Regions from separate parts of the Homo sapiens genome. Here region 2 is linked to region 1. A link is an interaction called in ENCODE POLR2A ChIA-PET data of the cell type or tissue named here. Cell type or tissue: CD4-positive, alpha-beta T cell. All regions are shown on one strand. Links, peaks and the distances in the headings refer to the core of each region. The heading gives the core; the rest is flanking DNA.

The links. ChIA-PET counts read pairs that join two places held together with the same protein. Peaks named below come from ENCODE experiments on the same cell type or tissue, not always from the same donor. Only the 100,000 strongest peaks of a DNase experiment are listed, where the experiment ranks them.
Region 2: POLR2A ChIA-PET joins it to region 1 with 5 read pairs; 13 of 35 experiments call an interaction of 5 or more read pairs at or near these places.

The regions. Positions count from the first base shown.
Region 1 is chr16:1,966,611-1,975,025 of GRCh38, forward strand. TBL3 (transducin beta like 3) reads left to right here and starts at 5,443. Exons shown (of 22, transcript NM_006453.3): 1 at 5,443-5,595; 2 at 7,446-7,497; 3 at 7,587-7,682; 4 at 7,766-7,813; 5 at 7,928-8,069; 6 at 8,153-8,237; 7 at 8,318-8,415. The coding sequence starts at 5,555. RNF151 (ring finger protein 151) reads left to right here and starts at 246. Exons shown (of 4, transcript NM_174903.6): 1 at 246-274; 2 at 664-809; 3 at 1,115-1,211; 4 at 1,824-2,339. The coding sequence starts at 272. The coding sequence ends at 2,315. RefSeq lists enhancers at 5,229-5,568, 5,629-5,768. In CD4-positive, alpha-beta T cell, for the core only: no CTCF peak of the experiment used is centred there; DNase peaks (open chromatin) are centred at 5,351 and 6,098; H3K4me3 peaks cover 2,071 bases; H3K27ac peaks cover 1,073 bases.
Region 2 is chr16:1,850,554-1,861,726 of GRCh38, forward strand. It overlaps MEIOB (meiosis specific with OB-fold), which reads right to left. Exons shown (of 14, transcript NM_001163560.3): 5 at 9,850-9,922; 6 at 7,182-7,377; 7 at 3,547-3,647; 8 at 2,666-2,718; 9 at 2,486-2,581. Among named protein-coding and RNA genes, the nearest start is that of MEIOB, 16 kb to the right of the region's middle. In CD4-positive, alpha-beta T cell, for the core only: no CTCF peak of the experiment used is centred there; a DNase peak (open chromatin) is centred at 4,988; H3K27ac peaks cover 384 bases.

The DNA.
Region 1 (8,415 bases), core at 3,416-8,415:
AGTTGCCCAGGCTGGTCTCCTGGGCTCAAGTGATCCTCCTGCCTTGGCCTCCCAAACTGCTGGGATTACAGGTGTGAGCCACCGCGCCTGGCTACCTGTGATCCTTCAGAGAAGGGGGCAAGGGCTGGGCTGTACGGGGTCTCTGGGTCCTGAACCAGGGTTGTGACTGGCTTGAGCTGGACAATGCTATTGTGATGTCAGCCCACACCCACTGTGAAATGCAGGCTCCTGAGCTCTGGGGGCCTGTGGAGCTGCTGTCTAGACGCAGATCATGGTGAGCCTGGGGCCCTCTTGCTTCCAGCCCTGAGATGTGTGCCCAACTCCAGAAACCTGCCCAGTTGTCCAGGGATCGACCCCACTCCACTCGGAAAGGGTGGGCAATGGGTTGCAGACCCCCATATGGTACAAGGAAACCTTCTGGAAGGCTCTGGCTAGGTCTAATTCCAGGCTAAGGCCCCCGTCTCCAGCCAGAGATTAGTAGTCCTGGGGTGGGGGGCCCTAACCCCCACAGCTGCCCCCTCAAAGTGGGCGCTGAGCCAACCCCTTTACTTGAAGTTCTGTGGCCCACCTCCCTGCCAAAAGCTTGCTGGGCTCTCTTGCTCGGTATGTGGACCAGGGACTGGATCACTGTCCCAGCCAGGTGCTGACACCTGGCCTTTGCAGGGTGGCGGGTATGATCTCAACCTCTTCGCCAGCCCTCCTGACAGCAACTTCGTGTGCTCCGTCTGCCATGGGGTTCTCAAGAGGCCAGCAAGGTTGCCATGCAGCCACATCTTCTGCAAAAAGTGCATCCTCCGGTGGCTAGCCAGGTGCCAGCGGGTACCCAAGGGGCTGGGAGGGCAGGAGTGAGACTGGGGGCCATTGCTGTGGCCCAGAACAGAGGGGAAAGTCAGCCAAAAGACTCAGCCACCAAATCTCCCTAAACTAAAATGTGTGTACCCTCACTCAGTAGTGTCTGCAGACCCCGGCCCCACCCTCAGAGCTGAGAGCGCCCTGTAATATGCCCTAATGCCTCATCCAGCTAATGAAGGGACCACCTGGGTCACCGAGTGAGGGCTTGACCAGGGCTCCCTTCCCACTCCCAACACTCACCCCTACTCATGCCTCCTTCCAGACAAAAGACCTGTCCGTGCTGTAGGAAAGAGGTGAAAAGGAAAAAGGTTGTCCACATGAATAAACTCCGGAAAACCATTGGCCGCCTGGAAGTCAAGGTAGCTCAAAGTACCCACTCCCCTGACCCTCAACCCTTCTCACCCTTGTAGGGGTGGGGCAGGGCTAGGAGAGAAGGCAGGAGAATCCCATCTTCAGAGAGAAACAAGTGCAGCCTTGGGACGACCAGACATAGCTGAGTTTGGATCGTGGCTCTACTGCTTAGTTGCTGTGTGACTTTAGGCAAGTCACCTAACTTTTCCAAGCCCCTGGGTTAGAAAATGGAGATTTTAGAGGACTTTTAAAATGGAGATTACAGAGGATTTTTAGAGGATCAAGTGCCCAGTGTGCCTGCCACTACTCTCTAGTCCCCTAGTTTTACAGATGGGTAAACCGAGGTTAAAAAGGAAAGCCTGGCATCCATACCACTCACCAGACCAACCCAACTGTGTACCTTCCAGTTCCCCAAGACTCAGGCCTCACCCTCTCCCCTGGAACTTCTAGCTTCTTCCCACGTCTAGGCATTTGCCCCAGTGTTCTCTCCACCAACTCACCAGAGTCAGAAAAGCGTGGGAGGCTCCCGGTTCCCTGGTTCCTGGCGAATGGAAAGCCAGGGGTGGGGGATTCCGTGGGTGTCCTGCCCGGTTTCTTCACACGTTCTCCTTCACCCTCAGTGCAAGAACGCCGACGCTGGCTGCATAGTGACATGCCCCCTGGCCCATCGCAAGGGGCACCAGGACTCATGCCCCTTTGAGCTAACGGCCTGCCCCAACGAGGGCTGCACCTCGCAGGTGCCGCGTGGGACCCTGGCAGAGCACCGGCAGCATTGCCAGCAAGGGTCCCAGCAGCGCTGCCCCCTGGGCTGCGGGGCCACCCTGGACCCGGCCGAGCGTGCTCGCCACAACTGCTACCGGGAGCTGCACAACGCCTGGAGCGTGCGCCAGGAGCGCCGTCGGCCCCTGCTGCTGTCCCTCCTGCGGCGTGTGCGCTGGCTGGACCAAGCCACCAGTGTCGTTCGTAGAGAGCTGGCGGAGCTCAGCAACTTCCTGGAGGAAGACACCGCTCTGCTGGAGGGTGCCCCACAGGAGGAGGCCGAGGCTGCCCCAGAAGGCAACGTTGGGGCTGAGGTGGTGGGGGAGCCCAGGGCCAACATACCTTGTAAATAGGTAAATAAAAGCAGACCCCCGGCCTGCCTGCCTCTGTGCCTGCGGCCCTCACAACTGTCACCGGTGCATCCCTGCTGCCCTCTCCAGGCATTTGCCTGCTCTCTTTCATCTTTTCTTTTTCAAAGGAAGGAGGCCGGGCGTGGGTGGCTCACGCCTGTAATCCCAGCACTTTGGGAGGCTGAGGTGGGTGGATCACCTGAGGTCAGGAGTTCGAGACCAACCTGACCAACATGGCGACACCCCGTCTCTACTAAAAATACAAAAATTAGCTGGGCGTGGTGGCAGGCGCCTGTAGTCCCAGCTACTCGGGAGGCTGAGGCAGGAGAATGGTGTGAACCCGGGAGGTGGAGGTTGCAGTGAGCCAAGATCACACCACTTCACTCCAGCCTGGGCGACAAGAGTGAGACTCCGTCTCATAAAAATAAATCAATAAATAGGCCAGGCGCGGTGGCTCACGCCTATAATCCCAGCACTTTGGGAGGCCGAGGCAGGCGGATCACAAGGTCAGGAGATCAAGACCATCCTGGCTAACACAGTGAAATCCCGTCTTTACTAAAAAATACAAAAAATTAGTCAGGCATGGTGGCGGGCGCCTGTAGCCCCAGCTACTCGCGAGGCTGAGGTAGGAGAATGGCCTGAACCCGGGAGGCGGAGCTTCCAGTGAGCGGAAACCGTGCCACTGCACTCCAGCCTGGGCGACAGAGCAAGATTCCGTCTCAAAAAACGAGGCCGGGCGCGGGGGCTCACGCCTGTAATCCCAGCACTTTGGGAGGCCGAGGTGGGCCGATCACGAGGTCAGGAGATTGAGACCATCCTGGATAACACAGTGAAACCCCGTCTCTACTAAAAAATACAAAAAATTAGCCAGACGTGGTGGCAGGCGCCTGTAGTCCCAGCTACTCGGGAGGCTGAGGCAGGAGAATGGTGTGAACCCGGGAGGCGGAGCTTGCAGTGAGCCGAGATCACGCCACTGCATTCCAGCCTGGGCAACAGACCCAGACTGTCTCAAAAAATAAATAAATAAAAATAAATAAATAAGGGGAATACAAGAATGGCTACTCCATAGACAGAATACCTTTTTCTTCTTTTTTGAGACTGGGTCTTGCTCTGGCACCCAGGCTGGAGTGCAGTCACGTGATTACGGCTCACTGCAGCCTCAACCTCCCTGGGCTCAAGCAATCCTCCCACCTCAGCCTCCTGAGTAGCTGGGACTACAGGCACGCACCACGACTGCCGGCTAATTTTTGTGTTTATTTTAGAGATGGGGTTTCACTGTGTTATCCAGACTGGTCTCAAACTTCTGGGCTCAAGTGATCCTCCTGCCTCCAAAGTGTTGGGATCACAGGTGTGAGCCACCATGATGGCCTACTTTCTTTCCCTCAAATATCTCTCCTCTCAGAGATTTTCCCTGATCATACTTCTCAGTTCTCCTTCTCAGTTACTTTCGTTTTTTCATTTTTTTCTTTTCTATTTTTTGAGATAGGGTCTCTGTTGCCCAGGCTGGAGTGCAGAGGCCCAATCACAGCTCACTAGAAACTCAGCTTCCCAGGCTCAAGCAGCCCTCTCACCTCAGCCTCCAGAGTAGCTGGGACTACAGGCACACCACCACCCCTACTAAATTTTCTGTGTGTGTGTGTGTGTATGTGGAGACAGGGTCTCGCCATGATGCCCAGACTGGCCCAGTTACTTTTTTTTTTTTCTCTGAGACAGTCTTGCTCTATCGCCCAGGCTGGAGTGCAGTGACGTTGCGATCTTGGCTCACTGCAACCTCCGCCTCCGGGTTCAAGCGATTCTCCTACCTCAGCCTCCCGAGTAGCTGGGATTACAGGCACCCGCCACCACACCAGGCTAATTTTTGTATTTTTAGCAGAGACTGGGTTTCACCATGCTGGCCAGGCTGGTCTCGAACTCCTGACCTCGTGATCCACCGGCCTCGGCCACCCAAAGTGCTAGGATTACAGGCGTGAGCCATCGCGCCCGGCCTGGCTGTTACTTTCTACCAGCTTCAGAGCCAGTAGCACAAATGGCTCAAAACCTTGAACTCAGAGTAAAAGCTAACTCCTCGCCACGGCGCACAGGCAACTGCATGCCCTCTGCCCTCTGCACCCACTCCCTGCAGCCACCCGGCTTGTTGCTACTCAATGCTTGGCACCCCCAGTCCTAGGCCTGTGCCCTGGCTGTTCTCAACACCATTCGTTCCACAGGGCTCCCTGCTTCGCGAACTTGTGTCTGCTCAGGCGTCACCTTCTCAATACAGCCTCCTCCTTCCTCCCTTCCGCTCCCTCCCTTCTGTTTTTTTTTCTTTCTTTCTTTCTTTTTTTCTGAGACGGAGTCTCACGCTGTCACCCAGGCTGGAGTCCAGTGGCGCAATCTCAGCTCACTGCAGCCTCCGCCTCCGGGGTTCAAGCGATTCTCCTGCCTCAGCCTCCCAAGTAGCTGGGATTACAGGCATGTGCCACCACGCCCAGCTAATTTTTTTTTTCTGTTTTTAGTAGAGACGGGGTTTCTCCACGTTGGTCAGGCTGGTCTCGAACTTCCGACCTCAGGTGATCCACCCGCCTCGGCCTCCCAAAGTGCTGGGACTACTGGCGTGAGCCAACGCGCCCGGCCCTCCTCCTTTTTCCATCGCGCTCAGCAACTATCACTCGTCGCCCGTTCTGTTTCTTCTCTGGTGTCCGCCAAGTGCCGATTACAGTGCTTTGCACACAGAAGGTGCTCAATACATGAATGCCTTTGAGATTACCCGGTTTATTCATTTACCTACGTTATTTATCAAGAGCCACACTGCGAGCCCAGGGGCAGGGTCAGGTTGACGGCTCTACGCACGGACCGCACCCGACAGCTGGTACCCCCACATCCCAGAACGCCGAAAAGCAGGAGTAAACGCTGGCTACAAATGCCTTTTTATACTGGTATCAAAGAGCCAGGCCACCAGCGATGCCACATCCGCCGGTCTACCCCCACCGACCCGCGAAGCACCCTCACAGCTCACGGCCCTCCCTCCAGGCCGGAAACGTCTCCGCCCGCTTCCGCTTCCCGATGCAGCCGCCACTGCCCGAAGCAAAGATGGCGCCAAGTGCGCGGCGCCGGCGGGGACGTCACAGTGGTCGCGCGCGGTGACGCCATCGCAGCGCGCCGGGAGTGTGGCGTTCTGTGAAGAGTTCGGTGCTAACCTCCCTCACGCGGCGGTGGCTGCCGGGACCCTAGCAGGTTTCAGCTGGAGCGGCGGCGGCGGCAACATGGCAGAGACCGCGGCCGGAGTGGGCCGCTTCAAGACCAAGTGAGCCCGGAGCTCTGGGGCCGTGCGGGGAGGGAGCTGGGTTTGCAGCCGGCATAGCGGAGGCGCGCGTGGGGTGGGCACGCATTGGGGTCCGTGGAGGCGAGAGGCTGTGTGTGCGCCGGCCCGCGGGGTCGCGGAGGCTGCGGTGATACTAGGCGGGAGAGCCGGCCCCGGCTGCTCTCGGGGAGGACGGCGATCGGAGCCCGGCCGCCGGGAGCAGCAGCGTGGGCTCATCGAGAAGCCGGCTATGGGGTGGAGTGGGGACCAGAAGTCCCGATGAGGGGAGGAGAGGGCTGAGCCTAGGTCGGGGCTGGTCCCGGGAGGCGGCGGGGGCGAAGAACCACCTCTGAGCAGTCGGCCTGGGGACCTTTCATCCGCGATCCGTCTTCTCCAGGGAGCAGGGAGAATGCAGGAGAGGGGCGGGTCCGCAGAAGCCCAGGAGGCCCTGAGTGCTGTGCCCCGTCACTCCCCAAGCCTTTGCCGAACAGCAGTGCTGGTGCCCCCGCCCTGGCAGCGCAGCCTCATGGGATTATCGTTTCCACTGGCGGCTGTGGGGCTTTGGTTGTGCCAAGCACTGGTAAAGGAAAGTCCCAGGCTGGCAGCACCGTCGTGGGAGGGTCAACTGGGTGCGGGGGCTGAGGGGCCGCTTTCGTTTTGGCAGTCAGGCTTCCAGAAGCGCAGTGAGCCAGGCCTTGACATCTGGGAAGAGAAGCCCAGGCCGCGTACAGGGAATAGGGGGAAGATAGGAAACCCGTCCCAGAGGCTGGGACAGGAGCAGTGGGGTGCACTGTGGGCCATGAGAAGGAAAGAAAGCAGAGGCAAGGGTGGCAGAGGCTCTTCTGGGCAAGGTCTGGGAGGTGTGTGGGCAGAAGGGAGGGGCTAACGCAGGGCAGTGACATCTTCAGTTATGTTCTGAAAGGTACCTGGCAGCAGGGTTAAGAGGTAGGTAGGGGAGGCCGGGCGCGGTGGCTCACGCCTGTAATCCCAGCGCTTTTGGAGGCCGAAGCGGGCGGATCACGAGGTCAGGAGATTGAGACCACGGTGAAACCCCGTCTCTACTAAAAATACAAAAAATTAGCTGGGCGCAGTGGCGGGCACCTGTAGTCCCAGCTACTCGGAGAGGCTGAGGCAGGAGAATGGCGTGAACCCGGGAGGTGGAGCTTGCAGTGAGCTGAGATCGTGCCACTGCACTCCAGCCTGGGCTGGAGACCCCTTCTCAGATCGAGACCCCTTCTCAAAAAATAAATAAGTAAAAAGAGGTAGGTAGGGGGTCCAGTGAAGAGGCCAGAGTGGCTGGCCAGAGACTGTGATGGGCTGGACCAGGTGGAGGCAGTGGAGAAGGAAGGAGAAGGGGCACGAGTGAGGTCACAGAAATGACAGCTGCTCGTGGGACCCGGGCTCTGGGCAAGCCTGGGGATGGAGAGAGGAGTCAGGGAGGGGAAGAGGTATGCCAGACCTCAGGGATGAAGACACTGGGAGGATGTGCTCTGGGCTGGCTACCCAGGCCTGGCCACCCACCGCCGGCAGGGGTGTTCCCAAGGAGCCCCCTGGCTCTCACTGGGGAATCCCTGGAAGCCCTGGGCTGTTGGGCTGACTCCACCTGACACAGGCCCACCCCCTACTGCCTCAGGGATCACCAGCCAGCTGCGGGTCTCTACTTCTCAGTGACGACGGTAGCTACAGCCCCCTGCAGTACTGCTGGTTCCACCCCATGCCCTGTCCCTGCTGTTGCCCAGAAACTCAAGGGCAGGGGCCATTGGGGTCACTTGGAGAGGAGCACCTAGCACAGGGCGGGGCCCTGGGGACTGAGGGGGTGGGTGGTGCTCATTCGCCTCCCGCTCTCCTTCCAGCTATGCTGTGGAGCGCAAAATTGAGCCTTTCTACAAGGGCGGAAAAGCACAGGTACCAGCCTGGGGAAGGGCAGTGGGGCGGGCAGCCAGAGGCCGCGGGGGGTGCTGAATGTTGCCTGGCTGAGACCTCTCTGTCCCCAGCTGGACCAGACTGGCCAGCACCTCTTCTGCGTCTGTGGCACCAGAGTCAACATTCTGGAAGTGGCCTCGGGGGCCGTGCTGCGGAGTCTGGAGCAGGTGAGGGCAGCCTGGGTGGGTGAGGGGCAAGTGGAGAGGGCAGCCCACTCACACCGTGCTCGGCACACCACTCTTTCTCCTAGGAGGACCAGGAGGACATCACTGCCTTTGACCTCAGCCCTGACAACGAGGTATGTGGGGCGGGGCCTGGAGGGGACCCGCTCCAGCGCCTCCCTCCCAGACTGAGTCCAGGAAGATGTGAGCAGGGTATTGCTGCCCCTCTGCTGACCTGTACCCTCCCCCAGGTGCTGGTGACAGCCAGTCGGGCATTGCTGCTGGCTCAGTGGGCCTGGCAAGAGGGCAGCGTTACCCGCCTGTGGAAGGCGATACACACGGCCCCCGTGGCCACCATGGCCTTCGACCCCACCTCCACTCTGCTAGCCACAGGTAGGGCCCTGCCGTGCAGGTGGGTCGTGGGCACAGATGCAGGGGCTTTGGGCATTCCACCCCCTCACCTTGCTTCCCCGCAGGTGGCTGTGATGGGGCCGTGCGCGTCTGGGACATCGTGCGGCACTACGGGACACACCACTTCCGAGGCTCGCCCGGTGTCGTGCAGTGAGTTGGAAGGTGGAGGGGGAGGGCAGAGGCACCACCCAGGCTGCACAGCTCACCCATCCTGTCCCGTCCGCCCACAGCCTAGTGGCCTTCCACCCGGACCCTACACGCCTGCTGCTCTTCTCCTCGGCCACGGATGCCGCCATCCGCGTGTGGTCACTGCAGGACCGGTCATGCC
Region 2 (11,173 bases), core at 2,841-7,840, 120 kb before region 1:
GACAGAGCAAGACTCCATTTAAAAAAAAAAAAGAATAATAAACTATTTTTATTAATAAGTTATTTCTAATAATAAACCATACATAGGCCAGGTGCAGTGGCTCACACCTGTAATCCCAGCACTTTGGGAGGCTGAGGCAGGCAGATCACACGGTCAGGAGATTGAGACCATCCTGGTTAACACAGTGAAACCCCATCTCTAATAAAAAATACAAAAAATTAGCCAGGCATGGTGGCGGGCGCCTGTAGTCCCAGCTACTCGGGAGGCTGAGGCAGGAGAATGGCGTGAACCCGGGAGGCGGAGCTTGCAGTGAGCCGAGATCACGCCACTGCACTCCAGCCTGGGCAACAGAGTGAGACTGTCTCAAAAAAAATAAAATAAATAAAATTAAATTAAAATAAATAAACCATACATAGTACCTCCCTCCAGGAAAGAAAAAACTGAAGAGTGTTGCACTGTTGTCCTAAGTGTTGATAATAGACTATCGTGTGTCACCATCAATTTCCAACAGAGCAGTCAGAGCAAACCTCTCAGAGCCGAGTCAGATGCTGTCACCGCTCTGCTCCAAACCCCAGCCTGCTACCCCATCCAGAGCAGAAGCCAGTGCACTCTAACAGCCTCCGAGGCCTTCTTCCTGGGTGCCCCATCTCTTCTCAGAACAGCTCCTGCTGGCCTTGAACTCCTGGGCTCCAGCCACACCAGCCCCTGGGTGTTCCTCCCACACATAGGCACAGGGCTTTCCCTTGGTTATCCCTTTAGCCTCCTCATCAAGTCTTTGCTCAAACGTCACTCTCCCATGCAGCGTGCCCGACCACCTTGTGGCTCTCTAGGTCCTCCTGACTCTGTTCCACCTGTTCTCCTTAAATATTTCATAATTCACGGACATATTATCTTCATTATTTATTCTCTGTCTCTCCCTGCTGGAGGGTAAACTCCATGAGGGTGGAAATATTTATCCATTTTGTCGTTGCACCCCAGAACAGCACCCAGCATACAGCACATGCTCAGTAAATTAGTTCAGTGAAGAGCAATTCGGGGCATGCACATCTCCTCCCATGGTGCTGCCTTCAAGGAGACAACATCCATGTGTTGGATGTGCAAGATTCAGAGTACTCATATAAAAACCAGAGTCTCAGTATTTTACACCATTCCTCATAGTAATTCTATCTTTTAAAAATGCTGATAATGGTTTGGTCAAAAGCACACATTGCTTTATAATTCTGTCACTGCTGATGCTTTGTTACAGACCAGCAGCGTGAGCGTATGTTTTAAATGATACACTACATACTGTACTCATAGCTTCATGAGATGGCAAAGGATTGATTACTCCATTTCTTTAGCAGTACTGGCTTGACGGTTATGTCTGCACTATAAAGCACCCTGGGAATGCTCACAGGCACTAATCCCTCATCTCCCCAATCTGGCTTCCTTGATTTCATGCTGTAATAAACTGTAACTCCTTCAACAACCACTCCAGGGGATCATCTGGGCATTTAATGTGCAGTTATGAGCTAATGATACTACACAGAGAGTACTGTGTGCACGCATGCATGTGTTATCAATGTCCTAGCAGTAAAAGTTATTTGAATGTAGCAAAACTGAATTTACCTATTAGTCAATAATTTAGCATCCAAGCAATAAAATCGATCTCTCAAAAATTATCACAATGAATTATACTTTAAAATTAATCTGGTTTTTCACTTTTTTTTTTTTTTTTTTTTTTTTTTTGAGACGGAGTCTCGCTCTGTCGCCAGGCTGGAGCGCAGTGGTGCAATCTCGGCTCACTGCAACCTCCACCTCCTGGGTTGAAGTGATTCTCCTGCCTTAGCTTCCCGAGTAGCTGGTACTACAGGCGCACACTTTTACGCTCGGCTAATTTTTCTATTTTTAGTAGAAACAGGGTTTCACCATGTTGGCCAGGATGGTCTCAATCTCTTGACCTCGTGAGCAGCCCACCTTGGCCTCCCAAAGTGCTGGAATTACAGGTGTGAGCCACCGCGCCAGCCTTGTTTTTTTTTTAAGACGGGGTCTTGCTCTTGTGGCCTAGGCTGGAGTACAATGGCGCGATTTCAGCTCACTGCAATTTCTGCCTCCTGGGTTCAAGTGATTCTCCTGCCTCAGTCTCCCGAGTAGCTGGGATTACAGGCGCCCACCACCAAGCCCAGCTAATTTTTATATTTTTAGTAGAGACTGGGTTTCACCATGTTGGCCAGTCTGGTCTTGAACTCCTGACCTCAGGTGATCCACCTGCCTTGGCCTCCCAAAGTGCTGGGATTACAGGCATGAGCCACCACGTCCGACCTCACATTTCTTTAGTAAAGATATCAAAGTTCATTGTAAGTTTTTAAAAAAGTTATATAAAGCAATTTTTACTTCTAATTTGAATTAAATCCAGGCTGAATTTTCATTCTTAAATATACTGTATAAATATTGAAATGTGTTCAGTCATTTCCAAAGGGATAAAAGGTTTCACAAAGTTTTTTACCTGGATTAGTTGTAATAATGGTTTTTGAGATTACAGTTGCTGTCATGCAGTTCCGAAATTTGTCAAAATTTATTCTTACATCTGAGGCAAATATTACTGTTTGGGAAAAAAGCCATTTAAAATTATTACATGGGAGGATATAAATGACAAATATTGGACACAATCATTGAATGATAATACCTGTTTCTCGTGGCATCCAGCTCTGTGCAAGTAGAATGGATTCATTATCCCAACTGCATTTGTTTAAAAAGAAGTAATACAAATTGAATACACTAGAAAAAACTGATAGTGACATATTATTTACAACAATAAAAGAAAGCTTCAGTGGCTGGGGTCAGCCATCCCCAAGGTGGTCAAAGACCTCCTAGTCTTAAGCATGCCAGCTTCCTCCTAGGGAGAATTTAACAACTCCATGAGAGAACATTCCTTCAACACACACTCTCCTCTAGTAATACTCTGCTCTGCCAATTCTTAATTTATTTTTCCAACACTTAATCACTCCAGGCTAGTTAGAACTAAAGCCTGAAGACTTTAAACTCACACTTTCAGACCATGAAGGTGAGTGTCCCCCAGTGGATAAACTGCTCAGGGGCCTTGATGGGTTGAAGACATTTTTGAAATCAGTTCCTTTGGTACCCAGGCATCAGAGGTCTAGACAATGCCTTGTTGTACCTGGCAGTGCTTCAGGGTGCAGTCCCCACCCTGGCCCACGTGCCCCTGTGTCCTGCCCTGCTCCAGGATACTTCCCAGGAAGCACAGAGGGAAACTCTGGCTTGTTCCATGGGACCTAATAAAACATCATTTGTTACACGACAGAATTCAATAATAAAACTGGGCACGGTGGAGTCCCCCTAAGCAATTCCATGCCATCTAAAGACCTCATTTTAAGGTGGTATCCATAACAACTCAACATTCAAGAGTGAGATTTATTTTTTAAAATATCATTCATCTCCTATCATTATCCTCTCTTGATATGAAGTCCATCATATTTTTGATAAAATGAAAATGTCCTGGTGATAACTACAGGGATTTCACAGTTTGGAACAGACATCGGTGTTTACCATGTCATCGCAAAAGACGACTCTGTTTCATCATAGAGTCTAACTTCACACCTCTGGCCTTTTCTCCGGTCTGAAGTTGTAAAGTATTTTGGCTCTCCAACCTTAGAAATGGAAATAAATCATTACTCTTCACCTATATGTAGAAGTTCTTAAGTATTTGTTGATGAAAATACTCAAATGTTCACCTTTTAAACACCAAATTAGAAATATTAAACTAGCAAGAACCAGTAATATATAGTTGATTATTTTAAAGCATCTATCTCTAAACTACATGTACGTAGCTGAAGTTGTAAGTCACACAACACTTTGAAGAGACACAGGGAGACAGGTGCTTGAAGTAGAGACTGAAAGTCTTTTTAACATGTCACAACAAAGCTCCATGACAGGCCCCTCTGGGGCATCTACGTGGACTCCTCGAGGGCAGGGACTGTGTTTCCAGCACCTTTGTATCCCCATGGCTCAGCGTGGAACTCATGTGACTGAATGAACTCAGGCTCTCTGGGGCTCAGCACCTCCGTCTTCTTAGTGAACATCAAATACAGCATATCTGTGGTATAAAAAGTGTCCACAGGAAACAAACAAATATAGGATATGTCCTTTGCCTTCTCCACAGGGCTACCATGGTGAGAGCCACATGCGAGATACACAGGAAACTTTGACACTGTCCAATTCTGTCCATTGTGGGGTAAGATGATCAAAGAAGTGGAAATCCTCTTGCCCATTAAAGCAAGTTAAAAAAAAAAAAAAAGAAGAGTTGAAACTAGGACCCTTCTCTCCACCCAGTGGCTTCTCATGTGGGAACGGCAGGCACCTCTGAGAGATGCACAGCAGCAGGCCCAGCATGGACAGTCACTGGCCACCCCCACCTCTGCCACCACTGCATCTGTGGTGCCCAGAGAAAGGGACCTAGAAAGGACAGCCAGAGGCTGAGAGGTCAGCCTAACATCTGGGGTTGGGAAGGTGGAGAACACTGTATTAAAAAGGAGTTTTAAAGTGAAACGCCAGTGGGGGTGAGAGGAAGAAACAACAGGTTAAATGAAAGTGTGAAGAGTGGCCGGGAGGGGTGGCTCACGCCTGTAATCCCAGCACTTTGGGAGGCCGAGGTGGGTGAATCACGAGGTCAGGAGTTCAAGACTAGCCTGGCCAATATGGTGAAACCTTGTCTCTACTAAAAATACAAAAATTAGCTGGGCATGGTGGTACACGCCTGTAGTCCTGGCTACTCGGGAGGCTGAGGCAGGAGAATTGCTTGAACCCGGGAGGTGGAGGTTGCAGTGAGCCAAGATCACGCCACTGCACTCTGCACTCCAGCCTGGGTGACAGAGCAAGACTCCATCTCAAAAAGAAAAAAAAAGTATGAAGAAAAGAAAATGTAAGAGGGCTGAAAGCCAAAGGGGAGATGAAAGGCATGAGAAGAAGTGACGTGACACATGAAAGGTTCCAGACTCACTGAGGGGGTGGGAAAGCTGCCGCAGTTTCCTGCTTATACTACTATATTCATTCAGGGTTGTAGACAATTCTTACTTCATTATAAACGTAATAGCACTGTCTAGAATTTGGGGAAATCGCAAACAATTGAGCACTCCTTTGAACAACTGAATAGGATTGAACATAAACTGCCTACAAAGTGACTTCTCCTGTTTTTCAAGATGATCATATAGCGGGCTTATTCCTTCTCCCTAAAGTATACAGATGCTCCCCAGGTGGCAGGCATGTCCTCCACAGCCAGGGCCCTGCCATCTGAAAGGGTCACGTTCTCTCAGTCACCATTTAATATAACAAGCAATTCACATTTACTTACATGAACTATCATAAGCATGTGTGTTTTTTCCTTTTTTTTTTTTTTTGTCTCTTGACTATCATCCCTCTCTATATTAAGAAATTACTCTTGCCTCTTTATTTATTTATTTATCAACCCAGAATCTCGCTCTGTCGCCCAGGCTGGAGTGCAGTGGCGCCATCTCAGCTCATTGCAACCTCTGTCTCCTGGGTTCAAGTAATTCTCCTGCCTCAGCCTCCTGAGTAGCTGGGACTCCAGGTACCTGCCACCATGCCCAGCTAATTTTTTTTTTTTGAGACGGAGTCTCGTTCTGTCGCCCAGACTGGAGGGCAGTGGTACGATCTCGGCTCACTGCAACCTCCACCTTCCAGGTTCAAGTGATTCTCCTGACTCAGCCTCCCAAGTAGCTGGGACTGCAGGAACCTGTCACCATGCCCAGCTAATTTTTTTTTTTTTTTGAGTCGGAGTCTCGCTCTGTCGCCCAGGCTGGAGTGCAGTGGCGCAATCTTGGCTCACTGCAAGCTCTGCCTCCCGGGTTCACGCCATTCTCCTGCCTCAGCCTCCTGAGTAGCTGGGACTACAGGCGCCCACCACCTCACCTGGCTAATTTTTTGTATTTTTAGTAGAGACGGGGTTTCACCGTGTTAGCCAGGATGGTCTCGATCTCCTGACCTCGTGATCCTCCCGCCTCAGCCACCCAAAGTGCTGGGATTACAGGCGTGAGCCACCGCACCAGGCCACCCAGCTAATTTTTGTATTTTTAGTGGCGATGGTGTTTCACCATATTGGCCAGGCTGGTCTCGAACTCCTGACCTTGTGATCCACCCGCCTCAGCCTCCCAAAGTGCTAGGATTACAGGCATGAGCCACCACGCCAGGCCTTTTTTTTTTTTTTTTTTTTTTGAGACAGGGTCTCCCTCTATTGCCCAGGCTGGAGTGCAGTGGCATGATTTTGGCTCACTGCAACCTCAACCTCCCAGGCTCAGGTGATCCTCCCACTTCAGCCTCCCAAGCAGCTGAGATTACAGGTACACACCACCACATCCGGCTAATTTTTGTATTTTTTGTAGAGATGGAGTTTCACCATGTTGCCCCAGGCTGGTCTTGAACTGGGCTCAAGTGATCCCTCTGCCTTGGTCTCCCAAAGTGCTAGGATCACAGGTGTAAGCCACTGTGCCTGGACTAATTTTCATGTACTTTATTTTGTGAAACTTTACCGTTGAGGTCTACATCTCAATCTCCGCCTTGTGGCTCTGGTCTGTCCAACTACAGAGCTCAGAACTTGCTACAGTAATTCAGACAGACGCTGATGCACCAGAAGGGAACACCCCCCTGGTGCCCCACGGAGGGCCATCCTCCCGTGCACCTCACCAGCATGGTCCCACTGCACCTATTAGACCATGGAGCCCTACAGCAGGGCAGCGTGTATTCCCACTCCCTCCCTGGTTGCTGGGCAGCTCTGAGCACAAAGGCACAGAACTGATCCCTTAACTTATTCAACTACGCCCCTTCAAGGAAGGTCATGGAGATTTTCGAGTCAATAAGCTTACCCTTTCCATTTACATCTTTGTTTAAGCAATGTATAAAAAGTTCTCCTATAGTTAGCAGATCATTTACGAGCAGAGTGGAACACTGCATTTAGCATTCAAATACAATTTTATTTTACTACTCATCCACAGATAAAAAGCTAGTTTCCCTTTAATGAGAAGTGTTACTGTTTTCTTAATTCAGCATACTACCAAGATAGAGAAGAAAAGTTACCCCAGCTGATCGTGACCACTCCATCCCAAACACAGATCAAGTGACTGCACCTCCCCTGCCAGATTGCACTTGGCTTTGTCGGGGTTTTAACTTACCGATTTCACAGCTGCAAGCACGTTAATAATCCTCCCATTAAGACTGTGTCCATTTGCAACAATGTCACCCAGTGAATAATAATCATGAGACTCTTTAACAGGTAAATGTATCAAAGAAAGTAACTTTGTGTCCACTTCATAACTGGAACAAACTTTTACTGTTGAGTGATTCTCACTGAGCAACAGTTTACAGTTGCTAAATTGCAAAAACACAAGAAAGTTATTTGAAAGTGATCTTTGGAAAGAAAAATATTTCCAGGTCCACATTTAAACTACATTTTTCATTGAAATTTAGACAATACTAATATATACTTTTTACTCTTAGAAACATTGAATAATACAGCAAAACATTTTTTGTTTACAGTGCACTTTCATTAAGGAAATGTTTTGAGAATTGATTCGTGTCGGGGTTCTAAACATACCATTTGTCTGATCTTGCCCAAGACTCTGCGCTTGTTTCCTTCTCCAAAAAAATAGGAGCAAAAAAGCGCTCTGAAACTTTCAGGGGTTATACAAACCCAAGGACTGGTTGTTTCTCTCTCTTATGGACCTGGCTGTTCTGCCTTAGTGCCTCAGGTCAGGGACTGTGTTTTTCCTACCCCTACTGAGCTCTGCATGGAGCAGACGCAGAACACTGGCACAGTGAGCCCGAACTGAGGAGCTCTCCCTCCTGCACCGAGTCCCTCCCGGCCCTTGCACTCTGTGCCCCAGCAGTCCTCTAACCCAGCCCCACCTCCTCCCCACTGCTCGGCCTCACTTACCTACCTCATCACTTCTCTCCCAAGCCACTGCCTTGCTATCCTAACTAAGCTTCATTCCCCTACAGTCCATCCTCCATAAGCAAAGTGATCTTCCTAAACCACAAATATGAAAATATTATTTCCCAGCTCAAAGACCATCATTGTGGCTACCAGTCACAAAGGAAATAACTCAGTATGAAAGCAAAGCTGTCTGTAAAATATCTCTGCTTCCACCTTAAGCTTCTCCTCCTGCCCGTGCCCTGCATTCCAGCCGTATCAGACTATTACATTATGAAATTGGTATTTCTAGATGAAAAATAGTAAAACATCAGCAGTTTCATATGGCTCAAACTAATATTAACTGTTCTGGAAAAGACAGGAGGTTTCCTGTTTCTTCCCTCTACCAAGAATATTCTCTCCATCTAACCATCCATCCATCACTTCCATGAATACTGAGAATCTGTTATATACCAGACCCTATGCTAGGCACAAGGGATATGGTGGTGAAGAAGGCAGACAAGACCTTTGATCTCATGAGGCTCACATATGTGAGGGGGAGACCCAAGAACAATGAATCAAACAATCTCAGACGGTGACTTGGGTTATGCTGACAAAAGCCAGGGCAAAATCCCAGTAATTGACCATTAGCGCTACCACAAACAGAGTAGATGGGGAAGGTTGAAGAAGATGACATTTAAGCTGTGAGTCAATAACCCAAAGAAGCAAATAGTCAAACAGATGGGAGAAAGTTCTATGCAGAGAGAGAATAGAAAATACAAAAGTTTGGCCAGGCGCGGTGGCTCACGCCTGTAATCCCAGCCCTTTGGGAGGCCGAGGCGGGCGGATCACTTGAGGTCAGGAGTTCGACACCAGCCTGGCCAACATAGCAAAACCCCGCCTCTACTAAAAATACAAAAATTAGCTGGGTGTGGGGCGTGTGCCTGTAATCACAGCTACTTGGGAGGCTGAGGTGGGAGAATGGTTTGAACCCAGGAGTTAGAGGTTACAGTGAGCCGAGATCGTGCCACTGCACTCCAGCCTGGGCAACAGAGTGGGACTCTGTCTCAGTAAAAAATAAAAAATAAAAATAAAAGGAAATACAAACGTTCTTAGTGCAGAATGAGTTCACGGTGTTCATGAAATATAAAGAAATTCACTGTGGCTACAGAGAAATGAGGCTTGAGAGTCTGGCATAAGATGAGGTCAGAAAAGAAGGTGGGAACGGGTCACAGTTGATGCGAGTGTAAATGCTGTAGACTGCTGTGCCCACCAAGAGCCCTTTACAGGCTGGTACAGGGCACAGCTACACCCTTCTCTCCAGAACTGCCAGACCCGCCTTTGAGCTGATGCCCCGCCCCATCCTGCGGGTTTGGGGAGTGGATGGACTACAGCCAGGGCACTGCTCTAAGGGGCCACTCCCACTCCAGAGCTCCCTCCCGGCTCCTGCTGAGGCTCCAGGTGAACCCACTTCTCTGCTCAGCTGCTTCCTGGTCTATCCTCGCAGGGTTCCCCTGAGAGCTCACCCTCAACCAACCACTCCCACAAGAGTCCTCCTCTCAAGCTCTGCTTCGAAGGAATCTGCCCTAAGATGGTAAGCCTGTGAGTAGAAGGATACCTTGACATGAAAAAAGACAGATGTAATTTCCAAAGTTTATCTTTTCTCCTCATTCAGTTTTAACATGACAAAGTCAAATTTTTGTAAATCTAAGAATGAGAATCAAAGTACTAAAACCAAAGCCATTTATCATGTGACTCTGTATCAAAGTAAATTATGTCATAATCAAAGATGAATTTTGTAAGAGAAAATTAAACTCCTCATTTTTATTGAAATAGAAACAGAACACTTTTAGTAAGATCTCTGCTAATCTGATACAACATTATTAGTAATGATCATTCTCGCACAATCTCTGTGCTAGACAGATGCTTACCTAGGAGTTGCAGGGCTGAATTTTTCTTCTCTTTCTATTTCCTTTCTTTGGATCAGAGGATTTTCAATTATCACTAAAACAGAGGGCAAAGTATGATGATATTACAAAACAGTAACAAGATAAACACTAACATCCTAAATAACATCCTGTTTAATTTATGATCATCATCGACTCTAGGCTTTAAAAATTCCTCACCTCATTCATCTTCTCCATCATCAACATATAACATATTTTGATACTGAGATGTCAAAATTGAAATCTTTATCTCCATATGTAACTAATATTCCAGCATTTATTCAAGGGATGTCTATAGCTATACTGGGCCCTATGAAGTTTGTGAAGCTTTCTGCCTTCATAGTCCATATGTTCAATGACCCTATTATTCAACTAGAGAGATACCATACATTGTCCTGAAAGTTAACAATACAAGGCAATATATGATTAGGTTCTAAATAACCGGTATGGGGAGTCAGCTGCTTGAGACCACAGTATTAAAGAGGAGTGTTTTCATTACCTGCATTACTCTTTTCTCTTTTTCTATCGTGAAGAACTAGTATACATGCTTTCTTGTTCCTTTTATGAGGCTAGGGCTCATAAAAGTTATCTGTTGAGTGACTAAGTTCCACACGTTATACTAGGTACACCATCTCATTTAATATTTACAAGAACCTAATGAGGTATTATTTCATAGTTGAGACCCAACAAGATTAAGAAATTTTCTCAAAGCCATGATGTAAGTCAATGTTGGAACTGGGATTTGAATCTAGACCTCTGTGTTTTCAAAGTCTCCTGTTCTTCCTACTATATGAGGCTGTTCTGTCAAAGAGATACTGGGGTGAGTAGATGTAAAAGATTTGGTATTTCAACTAAAAGTAAAGTTCCTTAAAATCCCATTAACAATTTAAATATCAGTTTTTATCAAAATCTATTCAGTGGTCAAATGTCAACTTTTATCAAAATATATTCAGTGGCTGTATTATATGTCTATAGAAAGATAACCAATTATAACAATAAAATGGGTTGGTGCAAATTGAAATATGTAATAAACCAAAGACAGTAAGGTTATTTAGTAAAAATATAACTATCACATTTGTATGCTTCAAATAACATTCTGAATGCCTCGCATTGCAGTCTTTTTTTTTTTTTTTTTTTTTTTTTGAGACAGGGTCTTACTCTGTGACTCAGGCTGGAGTGCAGAGGTACGATGTTGGCTCGCTGCAACCTCCACCTCCAGGGCTCAAGCCACCCTCCTGCTTCAGCCTCCTTAGTAGCTGGTACTACAGGCCCACGCCACCACACCCAGCTAATTTTTTGTAGAAATGGG